Regions from separate parts of the Mus musculus genome. Here regions 2 and 3 are each linked to region 1. The links are chromatin contacts, found by Hi-C or POLR2A ChIA-PET in ENCODE. All regions are on one chromosome and are shown on one strand. Each heading gives the region's core, a stretch centred on a gene start or an enhancer-like site at or near the end of the contact. The rest is flanking DNA. Distances are from core to core; before and after follow the strand shown.

Evidence for each region. A loop is a pair of places that touch in the nucleus more often than their neighbours do. ChIA-PET counts read pairs that join two places held with the same protein, here RNA polymerase II (POLR2A).
Region 2: a loop to region 1 is called in a map of left cerebral cortex, with 1.9 times the contacts of the local background. The contact joins the promoter of Slc25a16 here to the promoter of Tet1 in region 1. A Hi-C loop is called at or near these places in 1 of 37 maps with a recorded cell type or tissue (left cerebral cortex). POLR2A ChIA-PET finds 5 or more read pairs at or near these places in 4 of 5 experiments (Patski and embryonic stem cell).
Region 3: POLR2A ChIA-PET joins it to region 1 with 10 read pairs in Patski. The contact joins the promoter of Dna2 here to the promoter of Tet1 in region 1. POLR2A ChIA-PET finds 5 or more read pairs at or near these places in 4 of 5 experiments (Patski and embryonic stem cell).

The regions. Positions count from the first base shown.
Region 1 is chr10:62,886,034-62,888,733 of GRCm38, forward strand. Tet1 (tet methylcytosine dioxygenase 1) reads right to left here and starts at 1,291. Exons shown (of 13, transcript NM_001253857.2): 1 at 1,139-1,291. All of the region lies in intron 2 of Gm51805 (a long non-coding RNA gene), which reads left to right.
Region 2 is chr10:62,919,327-62,922,026 of GRCm38, forward strand. It overlaps Slc25a16 (solute carrier family 25 (mitochondrial carrier, Graves disease autoantigen), member 16), which reads left to right and starts at 1,307. Exons shown (of 9, transcript NM_175194.2): 1 at 1,307-1,555. The coding sequence starts at 1,426.
Region 3 is chr10:62,945,704-62,948,403 of GRCm38, forward strand. Dna2 (DNA replication helicase/nuclease 2) reads left to right here and starts at 1,326. Exons shown (of 21, transcript NM_177372.3): 1 at 1,326-1,466. The coding sequence starts at 1,390. It overlaps Slc25a16 (solute carrier family 25 (mitochondrial carrier, Graves disease autoantigen), member 16), which reads left to right. Exons shown (of 9, transcript NM_175194.2): 9 at 1-791.

The DNA of each region.
Region 1 (2,700 bases), core at 41-2,540:
GACTCATTCCTGTGGATTAATGGGCGAACACTGGAGGTGAAGGAGAGAGTAAGAGAAAGGGGAAGTTGCTTTTTCAGACTGGTCTCACCATGCAGCCCTAGCTGCCCTGAAACTCACGGAGATCTCTATGCCTTTACCAACCCAGCGCTGGAATAATCATAGGCGAGCACACCCCTCCGGAAAAAGGAAGATTTGCTTCCCTACCCCGCGGAGTAGGCGGTGGTCTCTTCAGCCCAGGCAGGGACCGCGAGCTCCCGGAGCTCACGTGCAGCACGATAAGTCTTAGGCACTCACTCTGCCGCTGCGAGCACACGTACGCCCTCAATCCCCTCTCCAGGATCCCAGAACCAGTCAGTAGCATTCCAAAAACTTGCGTTTCGGCGCTGGCAACATATCCTACTTTCTTGCTTCTTCTTGAACCTCCCAATTCCGGACCAGCCTTTCCCAGACCTCCAGGTCCCCTGCACTCCCGAAGTGGCTCCCAGCAACCCCTTTCTAGGGTTCATCCGCGAAGGATGGGGTACGTCTCAAACGCGTGAGACACTTCTGAACCCGACAGCTCGCGCTCCCCACTCCTCGCTGGCAAAAGCTATCGCCTCCCTACAGGCAGACTCCCAGACTTTCTAAGAACTCCTGTCTGGGGACCTCCCAGAGGCCATACATGCGTTTCCCCTACAGGATCTCCAGTTGATGCCAAGTCTGGAGGTCCCCATGCGAACCGATCCTAGCCAGGGCTAACTAAACTTTCTGGGGAGCGCTGTAAGGTCCCCCGCGAGCATTGTTAGTCACCCGCCACGAAAGACCCGGAGCGGCCCGGGATAGGGGGTCGTGGCGCGGAGTTGACTCGCACGAGTCATCACCAAGCATCGCGGCGTGCAAAGTCCTAGCCCGATCGAGATCCGCCCCCCAGCTCCGTCCCGCCACGGAGTAGTACCCTCTCCCAACTCCCCGGCTCTTTGCTGCCGCCCCAGCTCACCCTAAACTGCCTCTGGATCCCAGGGCAGCGCGGGTCACCCCTGCTAGAAGCCTGCACCAATCCTTGGACAAACTTTCCAGCGGGTCTTGGTCCGTGCAACTTTGGAGCCTGAGGCTCCGGCACGCGCCAAGGAGTTCAGGCGGGCCTAGGATGGACACTTACCATCCGGCACGGTCAGGGCCCGAGCACCCGGGTTGGGGAGCTGCTCCGCGAATGTTCCCGTAGAAGAGGCAGGTAGAGGTACATGACCAGGGAGGGAGAGGACGTCCAGGGGCGAATACAGACCCCGGGATTGTACAAACCAGTTGCAGAGTGCAGTGTTCCACGAGCGGAGTGCGCGGGTACTCCCAGCCAGGTCAGCCCTCGCCCCCCCCCAGAGCAGCGGTGTCTCCCCAGTACAGACCTCTAGGAGTGTAGCTGGGGCACAGCCTTTGCTGGACCCTGTACCGCTGAGCGAGAGGCAAAATGCGAGCTGGATTTTCCCAAATCGGAGCCGGACTCCTCTCGACCCTTCTCCTGTCCACTCCTTCCTAGGCTTTCCTGAAATTCCGCCCGCGCTCCCTCCCCTTTTTTCTTAGGTCAAAGGAGTGTTGAAATCTACAGGTCACCATCTCTTTCAGTGATGGGAGTCAGAGTATCTCTAATCAGATGGGAGTAAAGGTATCTCGAAAACGAATGTTTCCAGAAGCGAGTCGGGTCATCCAGGTGACATCCTAGAGGTGTCAAACCAACTTCAAGACCAAAGAGAAATCAAATTAGCTTTGATTTTTTCCCTACATCTTTATTTTGATTAGCCATTGACTGCGGACTCATTAGTGATCATAATCACTTTATAGGAAATGGAAATACAGTAAGAGAGAAATTCCTGCCATGAGGTTCAGGCTTGACTTTAACTAGGCATATCCCAAGGTAAGATAGCTTTCTCTTCTTCCAGAAGTCTGCCCTTAGACAAGGAAATCTACTGCTTCAGGTGGAAGGGAGAAAACTGGCTTGTGGCTTTACACTCCACTCCCCCAATTCCATACCTGAACTGTGGTATATAAATGTCCCTCGATAGCCTAGCAGATGCCTTTAATCCCAGGACTTGGGGGGCAGAGGCAAGTGGATTTCTGAATTATAGGCCAGTCTGGTTTACAAAGTGAGTTCTAGGACAGCCAGGGCTATACAGAGAAATCCTGTCTCAAAAAAACAAAACAAAATAAAACAAATAAATGTCCCTAGATTGTTCGGAGAAATAGTCCCAAACTGTCAAGCTTACACCCTAAATAAATCCTTTAAATGTATTCTTAACTAGGTACCAGCTATAACGGGTTTGTTTGTTTAGCTTTTAAAAGTCTCTGTGTAGCCCAGGCTGCCCTCAAAGGCAGGAATCTTCCAGCCACAGCCTTTCCAGTGCTGGGATTATAAAGTAACCTGATTGGAGGTCAGAAATGCACTTCTAGCTGAGTTCTGCTCAGAGGTGAAGACTGAGGCCTCAATTTAATCTTTGCAATAGAAAAAAGCAAACCTGGCTCTCTCTTTTTTTCTTTATTTTTCTTTCATTCCCTTTCTCTATTAGATTTTGACCTTGAACTGATTCTCCTTCCCATACCTATAAAGTGCGAGAAATATTGACAGATAAGTTTTTAGACAAATAAGACAAAACACTCTAGCAAAACCAGGCAAACATCTCTTTTCCCAGCCAGCCTTAATAGAGTGAGACCCTGTAATAGTTTTTTAAGATT
Region 2 (2,700 bases), core at 57-2,556, 33 kb after region 1:
GGCCATATTTAGTATTTAGTCCTAGGTCACAGATGTGAGGGTGATGCAGTTGCACCATCTGTCACTCCACTGATTACCAAGTTGACCTGCTGTCTTTTTATTTATTTATTTATTTATTTTTGTTTTTCGAGACAGGGTTTCTCTGTGTAGCCCTGGATGTCCTGGAACTCACTCTGTAGACCAGGCTGGCCTCGAACTCAGAAATTCGCCTGCCTCTGCCTCCCAAGTGCTGGGATTAAAGGCGTGGACCACCACGCCTGGCGACCTGCTTGTCTATGTGAGTGTCTCCTCCCCTCTTCCCACTCCATGTACATGGCTTCCAGAACTACATGCCTGTTTGGACAAAGATGACCTTCCCCTAAGAGAGAAGGACACCATCTTTGATAAAGGGTGTGGGAATAGATGTGTCACCCTGCTAGAATCTCCAAACAAGCCAAGCCTCCATAGCCGGTCCCGAGAAAGGCAGGGAGAGAGGAAGAAAAAGAAAAGAAGGAGAAATAAAAGAGAAAGAGTTTGTGAAGACAGCAGGTTAAAGAATTTATCGTGTGTGAGATCAGAAGATGGGAGTGGATCAGAAAGACAGGGAAGGCTGAGCTGCTTGTGTTAATGCCAGAGGCACCATACACACCACACACACACACACACACACACACACACACACACACACGCGCGCGCGCGCGCGCGAATCAAACCCAGGTATTCTACAAGAACAAGAGTGCTTTTAACCGCTGAGCCATCTCTATGGCTCTCAACATTTATTATAGTGTGTGCGCGTGTGGGCGCGCGTGCTGCCAAGTTGCATGTATGGAGGTCTAAGAATAATTTGTGGGAATCGACTGTCTCCTTCAACTAGGCCGGGTCTGGAGACAACTCAGGTCGGCCAGCCTAGTGACAAGTGCCTTCAGCCGTTGAGCCAGCTAGCTTGTCTAGCATTTTCTTTTGACACAGTATCTTTCTCTCTGCAGCCTGGGCTAGTCGGGAACTCACTAAGTTACCCATGCTGGTCTTGGTCTGGAGGTGATGCCCCTGCTTCAGAGTCCTGAGTGCTGGGATGACAGGCATGAGCTTCACTACATAGCTCAAGCGGGTCTTGATCTCCATGGTCAGGAGTCATCAGGTTCGCTCGTGCTGAGACTGCAAGCCTGAATTTACTGGTCTGGCTCAAGAGGCTCGCAAACCTTCAGCAGGAAACCCGGGACCCTGAGTGTCGCAGACCCCCTGGGTGACGCCCACTTCCGCCTTGCTCTCTTGGACGGGTCCCAGCGGCGGCTGCGTGCGTCATCATTCCTCGCCGCCGCGCGCCATGGGCATCATCTGGCCCCGCCCGCGCGGCGGCTGGGCTCCTGTCAGAGCCGGCTCCAGCCATGGTGCTGCCCAGTGTTTTGTAAGTTGGCAGCGGAGGCTCGGGACGTGGCGCAGGTCCCGATGGCGGCCCTGGTGGCTGCGGCGGCCCTGGCGGCGGCCGAGCCTGCACCCGCGGTGCCGCAGGCGGCTGGGAGCGGGGGCCCGACCTCACGCCGAGACTTCTACTGGCTGCGTTCCTTCTTGGCCGGAGGTCAGTATCCGCCGCCCGGACCCCGGGGCTGGGTGTTGAAGCCGGTCCGCGGGCCGATCAGACAGTCCCGAGCTTCTCCTGCTGCAGCACCCAGCCGGGCCTTCACGTCAGCCCCTGCAGCCGGGGCTAATCCCTCCGCTGAACCAAGCACCTATTTCTTAAGGTTGAAAACAGGATCCTTTAGGTGGGACATGGTGGGGACCACCCCTTTCTGTTACAAACAACACGTGTGACAGTGTAGGATTGGGTTTTGCTGTTTGCTTGAAAGGAAAATAAGTTTTGGAGGTGGAGGCCAGCTTGGGCTCGCGTCCCCTTCGCGTGAGTGTGCGCGCGCGTGCGGATAATGATTTGAGAATATTTAATGTATTCCCCCCCGCCCCCCCACCTCAAGAGCCTTATGTAGTTGACGCTGGCTTTGAACTCCCGATTCTCCTGCCTCTGCATCCCAAGTGCTGGAATTACAGGCACATGTCGCACAGTCCGTCTCTAGAGGCTAACTTTGAAAAATAGACTAGGATATGAGCTGGACATGGTGGAATGTGCCTTAAATCGCAGCACCAGGCAGATGCAAAGGTCGGCAGATCTTGAGTTTGAGGTCAACCAGGTCTTCATAGCAAGTTCTGGGCAAGCAAGGAATACAAAGTGATACCCTGTCTCAAAAACAAAATAAAATGACTAAGGATATTGTGCAAAATTGCCTACAACCGCCCAGCGGTGGTGGTGGTGCACGCCTTTAATCCCAGCACTTGGGAGGCAAGCAGATTTCTGAGTTCGAGGCCAGCCTGGTCTGAGTGAGTTCAGGACAGCCAGGGCTACACAGAGAAACCCTGTCTCGAAAAAAAAAAAAAAATCAAAAAACAAAAACCAAACAGTTGGAGAAGCAGGCCCGCAGACCTTGTCATGCGATAGAAGATAGATGGAGGTGATAGCAAAGATCCCTGGCTTTGTTGTTTTGGTTAATCTTGTAGATAGATGATGGTAAACTGATGGACAAAAGTGGGAGGGGCTTGAGAAGAACAACAAATCTGTAGTCCATGCTGTAGACCAGTCTGGTCTATAGAGTGAGTTCCTGGACAGCCAGGGCTACACAAAGAAACCCTGTCTCGGAAAATCAAAAAACAAAAAAAGAAAACTGCCTACAACCA
Region 3 (2,700 bases), core at 76-2,575, 60 kb after region 1:
TTGTTCAAATGCTATTACCATGAACTTTGATTATCATGCCACTGCGTTTCCCAGAGGCAGTTATGATAAAGATTAAATATCTTTGCCCTTAAAAGGAGAGTAGCATTGTAGATGCTTGTCTAAAATAACTTGGTATGTACTAGGAAATGTAAATGGACCATCAATTTAGATGAAGCAATGTTTCTGAGGTATTATGTCAAGATATAAGTTCTTCCATGTAATGTAATTTTAGTGTGTCATAGTCCGAAGCGTAAATATAAACCACATTTTGATTGTTACATTTTAAAAAGGTTGTTTAGAATATAAGAATTCTGATCATTGTGTTTAGAACACTTTTTGTTGTAAGCATGACCCATGGAGTAGAAGCATCAAGCCTTCTCTAGAGGTAGTTATTTGTAGAACTGATGTGATTTTTAAAACATTAAAATTAAGCTGCAAATGTTATTTCTGCATTTTTTCATGTATATAAATATTTCTTGTCACATCTTGGAAAAAATTGGATGAATTAGTTTCATTTTTATAATCTTTACTTTAAAAATAAAAATGTATCATGTGATTTGTAAATGTACCAGGAGTGGGGATAAGTCTGTTTATAAAACTCTTTTGTATATTTTAATTTCTGGACTACATTGTAGCTAATTATTCCATTCAATCTTAAGGTAATTTAAATCTATAAAATAAATATCGCAATTATATTATCAATAAAGAGAACTGAAGATATTTTCTAAAATAAGAAATTGCCTTCTATGTCTGTTATAGAATCCATATGATATTAAAAGTAATTTTTTATCCTTGTTTTGATGGCTTGGTTTTTTTTGTTTGTTTGTTTGTTTTTTTGAGACAGGGTTTCTCTGTGTAGCCCTGGCTGTCCTGGAACTCACTCTGTAGACCAAGGCTGGCCTCGAACTCAGAAATCCGCCTGCCTCTGCCTCTGAAGTGTTTGGATTAAAGGCGCGCGCCACCACGCCCGGCTTAGATTTACTTTTTAAAAAATTTATTTTGTTTGTGTGTGTGTTTGTGAGTACTATGCACTATGTGCATGAGGATGCCTTTCCAGGCCAGAGGGTGGGAGGCATCAGATCCCTGCAACAAGACAGGTTCGTAGTGGAAATTCAGCTGCATCTCCCGCTCTCCTGCTCTGAAAAGCCCGAGACGGGGGATTGCTATGAGACGCGTGCAGTTGCGCGGCAGCCCAGCAGGTTCATGCAGGCATCCGGTCCTGGAGTGGAGACGGCGGAAAAGCGCCTCCGGTCCGGCGCTGTGCTTCCCGGCGCGGAGAGCGCGGGAGCCGCTGGCGCGCGGGGCGCCTGCTGCGCATGCGCAGCGAGCTGGCGCTTCTCTAGCGCCGCGAGTTACGGCTGCCCGCTCTCCCGGCGGGCTTCGGCAGGAATGGAGCCGCTGGACGAGCTGGACCTGCTGCTGCTGGAAGAGGACGGCGGAGCGGAGGCCGTGCCGCGGGTGGAGCTGTGAGCCTGCGGGAGGGCGGCGGGCGCGAGCGGGACCTGCGCGGTTTTCCCGGGTGTTAGCTGGAGGGTGATCGTCGGCCAGTCTTAATTGGGACCTGAGCTTGCTGGTGTAGCCCGCTGCTTTTTCACACGTCAGCCCACCCCTGTCATTGATACTTTGGATTTGATTTTGTCTTATTTGCATGTGCGGAAGACCCGCTTGTGGCGGTCGGAGGAGCACCCGTGCTAGTTATTTTCTTTCACGTGGGACGTCGGGGTCAAACTCCGGGCTGAAGGCTTGCCAGGAATCGCCTTTAGTCAGACGACCCAGTGTTCGTTCGTTCTTTCTTTCTTTCTTTCTTTCTTTCTTTCTTTCTTTCTTTCTTTCTTTCTCTCTCTCTCTCTCTCTCTCTCTCTCTCTCTCTCTCTCTCTCTCTCTCTTTCTTTCTCTTTTTTGGTTTTTTGAGACAGGGTTTCTCTGTGTAGCCCTGGCTGTCCTTGAACTCACTTTGTAGACCAGGCTGGCCTCGAACTCAGAAATCCGCCGGCCTCTGCCTCCGGAGTGCTGGGATCAAAGGCGTGCGCCACCACGCCCGGCTTTTATTTATTTTTAAATTTACTTAAGTGTACATATGCAAGTGCCTGAGTTTAGAGGCATCTCCTGGCGCTCGTGCCATCCCTTCAATATATCTTTTAAGAGCTCCTGGAGGTGTTACACCCGGTATACAGTAGGTCCAAGCCCTCTAATGCCATAAAGATTAGTATGATTGGCAGCTCCTGGCAGCAATTGCAGTGAACCTTTCATGCTGCTTCCCGCGTCCCTCTTTTTTCCTTCAAGCAGTAGTTGGGCGGACCAGGTACAGCAAGCAGGTGCTGTGCCACTGAACATTGTCATGCCCAGCACAGCAGGTGCTATGCCACTGAACTTTGGCATGCCCAGTATATCAGTTATCTGGAAAATGGACAGGACTAGCTCTCTTTAGTTGTACTTCCTAATTGCTTTCGACTGTGGTAGAAGCCCTTTTTGGTATTTTCCAGTTTTTGAGGTAGCCCAGGCTAGCCTCGAGCTGAGATGTGTAGCCAGCCCAGGACGGCTTTGACCTTCTGATCTCTGATCCTCTTTTTTTCCACTTCCCAAGTGTTTGTTTTGTTGCTGTTGTTTTATACAGGGTCTCATTTTGTAGACCAGGCTAACCTTGTGTGGTTAGGAGGTAGGAGTGGGCCCTGGAGGCCCAAGAAAAAGCCACACAGGCTG